Regions from separate parts of the Homo sapiens genome. Here regions 1 and 2 are each linked to region 3. Evidence: chromatin contacts called from ENCODE Hi-C or POLR2A ChIA-PET data. All regions are on one chromosome and are shown on one strand. The core of a region is the stretch at or near the end of the contact, and the rest is flanking DNA. Distances in the headings are between cores, read along the strand shown.

What was found. Hi-C counts contacts between places; a loop is a spot of excess contacts on that map. ChIA-PET counts read pairs that join two places held with the same protein, here RNA polymerase II (POLR2A). Pooled maps may share reads with other maps.
Region 1: POLR2A ChIA-PET joins it to region 3 with 10 read pairs in A549. The contact joins the enhancer-like site here to the promoter of TRAPPC8 in region 3. POLR2A ChIA-PET finds 5 or more read pairs at or near these places in 2 of 52 experiments (A549 and MCF 10A).
Region 2: a map of aorta shows a loop between it and region 3 (11-fold over the local background). The contact joins the enhancer-like site here to the promoter of TRAPPC8 in region 3. A Hi-C loop is called at or near these places in 2 of 168 maps with a recorded cell type or tissue (aorta and ascending aorta) and 8 of 50 pooled maps.

The regions. Positions count from the first base shown.
Region 1 is chr18:31,452,769-31,455,509 of GRCh38, forward strand. The region is part of intron 1 of DSG3 (desmoglein 3); the gene reads left to right. Among named protein-coding and RNA genes, the nearest start is that of DSG3, 6.4 kb to the left of the region's middle. Within about 2 kb of position 1,428, at least 4 of the 41 ENCODE cell types and tissues checked have a DNase peak (open chromatin) inside an H3K27ac peak, as active enhancers do.
Region 2 is chr18:32,276,903-32,279,785 of GRCh38, forward strand. All of the region lies in intron 4 of GAREM1 (GRB2 associated regulator of MAPK1 subtype 1), which reads right to left. Among named protein-coding and RNA genes, the nearest start is that of MEP1B, 88 kb to the left of the region's middle. Within about 2 kb of position 1,414, at least 2 of the 41 ENCODE cell types and tissues checked have a DNase peak (open chromatin) inside an H3K27ac peak, as active enhancers do.
Region 3 is chr18:31,941,805-31,944,670 of GRCh38, forward strand. It overlaps TRAPPC8 (trafficking protein particle complex subunit 8), which reads right to left and starts at 1,324. Exons shown (of 29, transcript NM_014939.5): 1 at 804-1,324. The coding sequence starts at 960. RefSeq lists enhancers at 219-997, 1,099-1,308 and a silencer at 929-1,048.

The sequences.
Region 1 (2,741 bases), core at 178-2,677, 490 kb before region 3:
AGTACATGGTTGGGAGTTGGATTTAAATTCAGTGATTCAGAATCCAGTATCCAATTTTATATTATCATACTTGACTGCAGCCTACACAGCATTTCAAATGAGCATTTAAGAATATCCAGGGATATTTATTTTTCTTAGCATTCTGTCATGATACAAGGCTTAACTTTCTAAATTAATTGAATTTACTCTAAAAATCAGTTATTGGAAATTGAATTCTTCACAATTAAATAATTTCCAAGTAATCAGATATATATCAACTTTGTTCAATTAAGGAATTTGCTTTGATAAATACAAAGTTTATCACAATGTTTCAGAGTTTTTAAATTTTAAATTTCAATATATATAGAAAGCTATGAGATATTATGAAAGATGCTAATATGAATGATATTACTTACCTGTGTATATTTCATGACATTTTTCCCAAAAAAATTTAATAAATACAAAATCATGTTTAAAATTTGGACTGATTTATTTGAATTATCTAATTCATTCTACAAATTTCCCCAAGAATCCCCATTCTAGAAATCAGAAGTGTAGTCAGGCCCTAGGCCTGGCTGGGATGAGCTACCTGCATCTAATCCATAGTCTTATGTTCTGTCCCCTGCCACACTAAAGCATGAGGTAACCCCAAACAAGATCTCGGCCAAACTAAAGAGCAGGTGCTATTATACTTGCTTTTTGTTTAATCTAGCTACCCATATCCTCAGATTATATTTATTGTGTACATACCATATTCAATAGGAACCTTAGTGATACAACCATATACATTTTTATTAACAAATAGAGCATATGGATATCAAATTGCTTTATTTCATATATTTTTTAAATTTAATAATTAGATTTGCTTTTGATAATATTTGTAATTCATATCTATACCAAGGCACTAAGGCTATATCAATGCTTTAAAAATCATATAATTAAAATTTACAAAATAACCAGAAAACAAAAAGAAAGAAAAGTACAGTAATTCTCAAGATAAGGGAGGTTTTCTCCATGTTGGTATTTCCAATCCAGGCCACCAAAAGAGACAACTTAGTTCATTCAAATCGTCAGAAAACTATGTAAATATTTATTGGCTTGATTTAGTCATTCCACAGTTTATACATATCTCAAAACAACATGTACATGATAAATATATACAATTTTGTCAATGAAAATAGATTTACAAATAAAAACACATAAATTGTTTTTAAAATGTCCAAAATTATTATATTAGCAAATTAACTAAAACAAGTAGCCATTATATAAATATTAACTAAAATAATTTTTTTAAAAAAATACTATTCTAAATAATGTAAGGCTGTGCTGTCCTCTAAAAATCTGAAGATCATTGCAATATTCAGAAATGTTTCCCATCACCTACTTCCTGGGAAAACAAATATTCTACCTTATTGTGTATTAGAAGAATCATTCTCTGTAGGGCTAGTCCAAGCATGATTCATATTTTCGGGATGACTCTCCAGTTTTCCTGTAAAGGGGAGCCTGCCTGGCCCATCCCTCCTCTCATGTGTAGCTGAGTCATTTTTATGCGCTGAGAAAGGAATTGTGCAGTTACTACATTTATCTGGTCTTTTCTACCAAGTAACTCAAGGTACTGCTTTAAAAAGAGCAACAATGTTGGAAAATAATTTTGAGACATGTTATAACCACAAGTAATGGTTCTTTTCCATGACAAATTTGAACACGCACTCTTTGGAATCAAGGTTTCAGCTGGAATGTCTAGAAGGGAAGAGTCCTGACATCTTATGTCTGACATAATTACTCATTTGGTTCAGACTTGGACTAGTCTATTCATTATAACCCTAGAAAATAAACAATCTACATTGTTTCAAGAGCAACCATAGTCTTTTGCCAAATAGAAATCTAAATTGACTGTCATATAATTTTCTTTGTACCATTAGTTTGTTTTTTTTTTTTTTCTCTTTATGACAACTTTGGTTAGAATTTAGCAGTAGTTGGCTCACACCTGTAATCCCAGCACTTTGGGAGGCCAAGGCGGGTGGATCACCTGAGGTCAGGAGTTCGAGACCAGCCTAACCAACATGGTGAAACTCCGTCTCTGCTAAAGATACAAAATTAGCCGGGTGTGGTGGTGTGCCCATGCCTGTAATCCCTGTTACTCGGGAGGCTAAGGCAAGAGAATCCCTTGAACCCGGGAGACGAAGCTTACATTGAGTCAAGATCGCACCATTGCACTCCAGCCAGGGCAAAAATTGCACTCCAGCCAGGGCAAAAAGAGCGAAACTCCGTCTCAAAAAAAAAAAAAAAAAGAATTTAGTAGTAGTGAGGTACATGCTCTGGAGTTAGGCTACTGCGGTCGCTATCCTATTATGGCCATTAGCTAGGGCAAAGTATTCATTCCCTTGCATCTCCAATTCTTCATCTGTATACTAGGGATTATAATACTAGAATCTCCTTCAGGTGCCTGCTGTAAGTATTACATAAAACAGTAAGTATAAAGCTCTAGGAGTAGCAGCTGATACCGAAACTACACAATAAACATTAGCTACTGTTATTACTCTTCTAGTTTTTTTTTTCTTCTGACTTATTTTCCACCATTATTTTCCGACCAGATTCATCCGATAATCAGTGGATTAGCAAATACTTGTTAAGCACCTGTGAGGGTTACAAGAAAAAAAAAATAACCTAATAGCACTGAACTGGAAAGTTTACAATACTCCTGGCTTAGCACAGAAATTCTTTCATGTGCATAAAACAAGAAATAATAAACTGTGGTAAAC
Region 2 (2,883 bases), core at 164-2,663, 340 kb after region 3:
AAAACAGGTAACTACACTTTAGTGCTCACAGAGCAGAATCATGCCTGAATGGCGTCAAGGAAGCCAAGGGAGGGAGAGCTGCAGGGGAACAACAGTGCAAAGATGGAGAGATGTCAGGAAGTCAGGAAAGAGGCTGGAAGAGGTTCCCCTTATGTGACAGCTAGCAAGTCACTGGTGATCTTAGCAAATGAGGCGTGAGTCAAGTGAGGGGGCAGAGCCAGACTCTAGTGAGTCAAAGTTAGACAGGAGGTAAGAGTGGTGTTCGTGAGGGCAGATCACTCTTCTCAGGAATTGTCTGGAAAGAAAGGAGTGAGGCAGTTGTTACAAAAGGATACTGGTTTGAAGAAGGCATGCCTTTTAAAAAAAAACTTTAAAGAAACTTGAAAAAATGTGCCTGGGTACGTATATGCATGCATGTAAGCTGGAGGTCAACTGTACACTGATGCCTGGGACCCTGTGCTCACCTTTAATTTAAGAAGATAAAGGGGAGACCATTTTTCCATTGCTCCCTGCCTCTGTCATGCCATCACTGGCCACATAAAGCTAGAAAAATAAATTAATGGTAGCATATCATCTTAACAGTGAAAGCAAAGATGAAACACACTAATAGAACAAATGCTTTGGAAAGCTTCATGTTTCTAAGTGGAAGTGGTCAACAAAGTCAAGTGCAACTCCAATCTATGGTCCAAATCAAACACATCATAAAATGGAACTATTTTCTTTACTTTCAGAATACTGCCCAGGGAGCTTAACGTCATTTCCTGAGTCCTGGAATAGACATTTAACCTTCTTTTCCCTTCTCTCCTTACAGTTCTAACTCTTGCTTAGTTGGGAGGGAATTGAGCACAGGTCAAGGATCAGTAATTTGTCTCCTCTAAATTGCAACATGTTGAAAATAATGCACGAGAATTTGTTAACAGTAGGAAGCTCATCATTGCATGAGTGGAAAGCAGAGTTACATGTAGATCTTTGGAGGACAAAAACTGAAACATACATACAATTGGAGTGCTTTCTACATAGTATCTATGAAATAATTTCTTTCTCCTGTTACACCTCTTTCTCTGATACTTCCTAGGGGTTTATGAAACAATATGTCTAAGACTGGGGGCTTTTTGGTACAACAGCATTTCTTGGAAAGCCTTTGTTTTTCACAACTTCTGACTCCTCTGTTCTGTGGAGGAAACAGAACTTTCACATGCAGTCACTAACAGGACCAAAGAGCTTAAGAAACGTAAAAGGACAGTTAACTAAGGCATGGTCTTAGCAGTTTTCAGATAGCCTTTTGGGAAAAAAATCAATTTCAGAGCAGTGGTGGGTGCTCAACTCTTACATACAAGATGATGGATCTAGGGACATCTGCTGACAGGGCCATGTATTTCCTGAGTTAACCTTCTAGAATCAACTGTCACATGCCTGGCAGGGGCGTGGGGGAGAGAGTATACCTCCTGTCTCAAAGTTCATATTGTTTGGAATTGTGGACAATCAATAAGGAGATTTTGGCATACTTAGGTGGTGTAAGGATCGTTTTGTTTCCATATTGACAATGATTAAGAAAATACATACACTGTAGGGGAGCTTGATTTAAAATGAGATTCACCTTTCTTGTGCATTTTCTTCCCTAAAAAGCCAAATGCAGGACAATGTCAGCAACCCAAAGAAAGGAGTTTTGTAACCATGCTTCCTTGAACTTTGTAACTTTGCCTTCACTGACTGCCCTCTGCCCTGTATTTTACATTTCTTCCCACACTCCCAGATAACAAAATCATTACAGCCGTTAAGAAACCTTATTTATAAAGAGGCTTTTATACAGAGTTCATAACCCTGTCACATAACCATCAGCGGATATTTTCAGTCAAACAGAAATTAAAGTTTTATAATGACAAAGTACAATAAATGAACCTCTATTTGATTAATTACACAAGGGCAAATGTGATTTACAGTCAAAATCCTGATTCTTAGATGCGTGAGCTTCTTTTTTCCATTTTTATACATTGATGATAAGGACCTAAGACAGACCTTTCTCAGAAATGGTCTCCAATATTCCAGCCTCAGGCAAGGGAGGCCCAGGGGAAGGAGCGGGCAGCCACTTACTCAGTGGCAGGAGGGGCAAGTGGTTCTGAAAAGATGTACTTGTTTAACATTTAGGGTGCTTTCATGGACTCAGAAAGTATATGCCATTGAGGAGTAGAATAAAGATCTTTCCTGAGCAAGGAGTGTACGTGATAAATATACTTAAGTAGTGTATAACCTTCCTATTAATGTGATTTTATACAAATGGTATATACCTAATTGTACAGGTTTGGAACAAGACTTATCCAATAGAACAGGGTCCCCAACTTTTGGGATATGGACTGATACTGGTCTGTAGCCTGACAGGAACCAGGCTGCACAGCAGGAGGCGAGCAGCTGGCAAGTGAGCCAGTGAAGCTTCATCTGTATTTACAGCTGCTCTCCATCCCTTGGATTACTGCCCCAGCTCCAGCTCCTGTGAGATCAGTGGCAGCATTAGATTCTCATAGGAGCATGAACCCTATTGTGAACTGCACATGTGAGGGATCTTTGCACGTTCCTTATGAGAATCTAGGTTGCGTATTCCTTATGAGAATCTAATGCCTGATGATCTGTCACTGTCTCCCATCACCCCCAGATAGGACCATCCAGTTGCAGGAAAACAAGCTCAGGGCTCCCACTGATTCTACATTATGGTGAGTTGTATAATTATTTCATTATATATTACAATGTAATAATAATAGAAATAAAGTGTACAATAAATGCAATACACTTGAGTCATCCCGAAACCACTCCCTCCCCCAACGCCAGGTCCGTGGAAAAATTGTCTTTCATGAAACTGGTCCCTGGTGCCAAAAAGGTTGGGGACTGTGG
Region 3 (2,866 bases), core at 74-2,573:
TTTGCAAGATATTGGCTAAAACATGCTTGAAGCTTTACCACATTATTTTCTCCTAATAAAAAAATCCAAAACTGGAGAAAACGGGTAGCTTCTTAACAAGACATTCATTAACAAGAGAAGACATTTCCATCCCTATAACTATAGATAACTCCAAATATCCAGGTTAAATTAACCACAACTTGGGCTTGCTTCCTCTTCCTTAGGGCAAAAAGCTGCTTCAAGTTTTATTCTTCTTATAATACTTTTAATTTTCTTGAGAGGTTAAGCAAAATACCGTATAGCTAAGAATATATTAGTAAAACAGCTACACGGTAGTTCAGACAGAGATGACCCTCAACGCTACAAGAATGTAATAACATCCACAACTACTTTCAAAGTCCAGTTTAACATCCAAGGGAGGATGACAGGTCTTCCTTACTCAGACCCTGTCGGTCTAAGAGGCAGCATTTTCCTACCTTAGCTGCTTTGCAAGTGCCTAATTCCTTCGCTATGGCCGTGGAGAACAGTCTCAATGCCGTTCTCGAAGACTCACGTTTATCTTTGCACCAATTACTTAACGACCTAGGTTGTCCGAGGAAGAAAGGAAGTGCCCAGAGAAACTGGAGCTTAGGACTGCGCTGTCTTGACAACCTCACGGTCCCTCCTCCAGCCGCCCCCGGAGCACCGCGGGGCCACAGCCCCAGACGCCACGGTACCGGCTCCAGGACGTAAACACTGCCCTTCTCTTCCCTGCCCGCCCGCAACTTCCTTCTCCCGACCACGGCTTTGCGGGAGCCCACTGGAAAAGGGAGGATACCACATACCCTCGGAAGTGAGGCGGGAGAAGGGCTTAAGCAGCTCCGCGAAGCTGAGGTGATTGAGACGAGTGAGCCGCTCGGCTTCGTCGCTGCACAGCGCAGCGACACAGGGGACGAAGGAGTCCGGGATTAGCTCCTGCACTGATTGTACACACTGGGCCATCGCCGCAGCACAGGCAGCGGCGGCGCCCGCCCTCCGGCCCACCCTGCGAGGTTATCCTGCGGCTGCAGCAGCTACCGCCGCCGCCCGCCGGCCTGGCCCGGCCGGGCGGGGCCCCGAACGCACTGGAGCCTAGAAACAAGAAGGAACAGACGCCGCCGCTTCGGTTTCTGGGGCACAATCCACTGACCCCCCCCTTCCCGTCACCGCCGCTTCTCAGCGCTCGTCCCCGCGTGCTCGCATTCCACCCCGATAGGTGGAGACGCCGACAGTCACCACTTAGTCCTTCGGACGGCAAAACCTTGGTCACTGCCCGGCCGGAACCGCCATGTTGAGGCCGAACCCTGACCAACCGGCAGTACTACTCCCAGCTGCCCCCGCGCGCGTCCCTCACGTGACTGTGTTAAAGGAGACGGTAGGGGCAAGGGAAGAGAGCTGAGGAGAGGGAAGTGAAAAACGACGGAGGCCGGTTGGGAGGCTGGAGCCGGAAGTGTTGTGACGGAAGCTCCCTGGGCGGGGCGGGGCTACAAGTGCGGTGGGCGGGGGCGGGGGCGGGGGCGGGGGCGGGGGGAGGTGCACAACTGTAGGCCGGGTTCTCAAGCTCGCCCTTAGCAGAGCAGAGCTGAGAGCCACCTACTAGCGGCAGGTGGAGCCTCGAGACGGGTGCTGTCGTGGTGATGGAGGCGCACGCTCGCTTCCCACGCAGTTTGGCCTTTTTGACGTCCCTGGCTGTTGTGGGCAACCGATTTGGTTGGTCGCGCTGCTTCCTACGCTCGCCGGCGGAGCAGCTAGTGGCACCTGCTCGGAGAGAGGGAGTGGATCTCTCGGAAGTGCTTGGGGTTTCGCTGAAGCGGACCTGAACAGACCATGTGTCCTTTAAATACAGCCATGCTTTTAGAAACGGACTGTCACTTTATGTGGACTCAACCATTGAACAGAATGTGTGCTTTTGTGAGTGCTGCAATTCCTTCAAGTGTAATTGCGCTACTGCATTTTTGTTGGTCGCAGGGAAGGGGTGTGCCTGCAAATGTCCGCGTGGTTCGTCCTCAGCCTCTTCCTTTTTACACTGTGCTAGGATGTTTACTTGCTTGTGGTGGAGGTAGGGGAAGCCAGTATTTGTGTACTGTGTACTGTCCTGAACCGGCTTTCATTCCTAACTTTTCAAAGATTGCTTTAAAGGGGGGGGGGCGCGGGTCAAATATTGTTTTAAAGGGGGGGACGGGGTGAGGTCAATGGTGTGTGCCTTGTAAGTAGAAATGAATGAAAGGAATTTTACTAATGTGTCACTCAATTGTTTGAGCTCCTTCTGTTTTGCATGCCAAAAATATAAGGCAAGGAAAAATGTATCATTCTATCATGATTTTATGGTGCTCTAATTAAAGGTGTCTTCCCCAACGTCAATGTCTCAAATTTTTCGACTTCTTGACACCCTCAGGTTTTCACTAAGGTAATAATTTATGACAAGTAAGATGTGTGCTTCTCATGTAAGTTGATAAATGGGAGGTAGGAAGGCACAGTAGGACATATTGATGACATGCCTTGGCTACAGATTAATTTATAAGAGAGTCCATCACTTTAGGAGATTTATTTGCCGAAGTTAAGTACGAGCCCAGGAAACAGGTCTATGCCTTTCTTCGAAGATGATTTTGAGTGCTCCAAATTTAAAGGGGAAAGGGCGGGATATTGAGAAGCACACCGTTTTCATGTAAGGGGGCGGTAGGAGAAAATAGTAATTCTTGCCTTTCTCTGGCTCAGTGAATCTGCATTTTTTACATAAGATGACATAAAATGGGCAGAGGAAGAATGTGGGAGTCTGCATTTTTCATAAGATAACAGACAAAATGGGGTAGGGGAACAATCAGATAGGCATTTGTGTCTGGCGGGCTGGGGTGGCCACCTGTAAAGATAA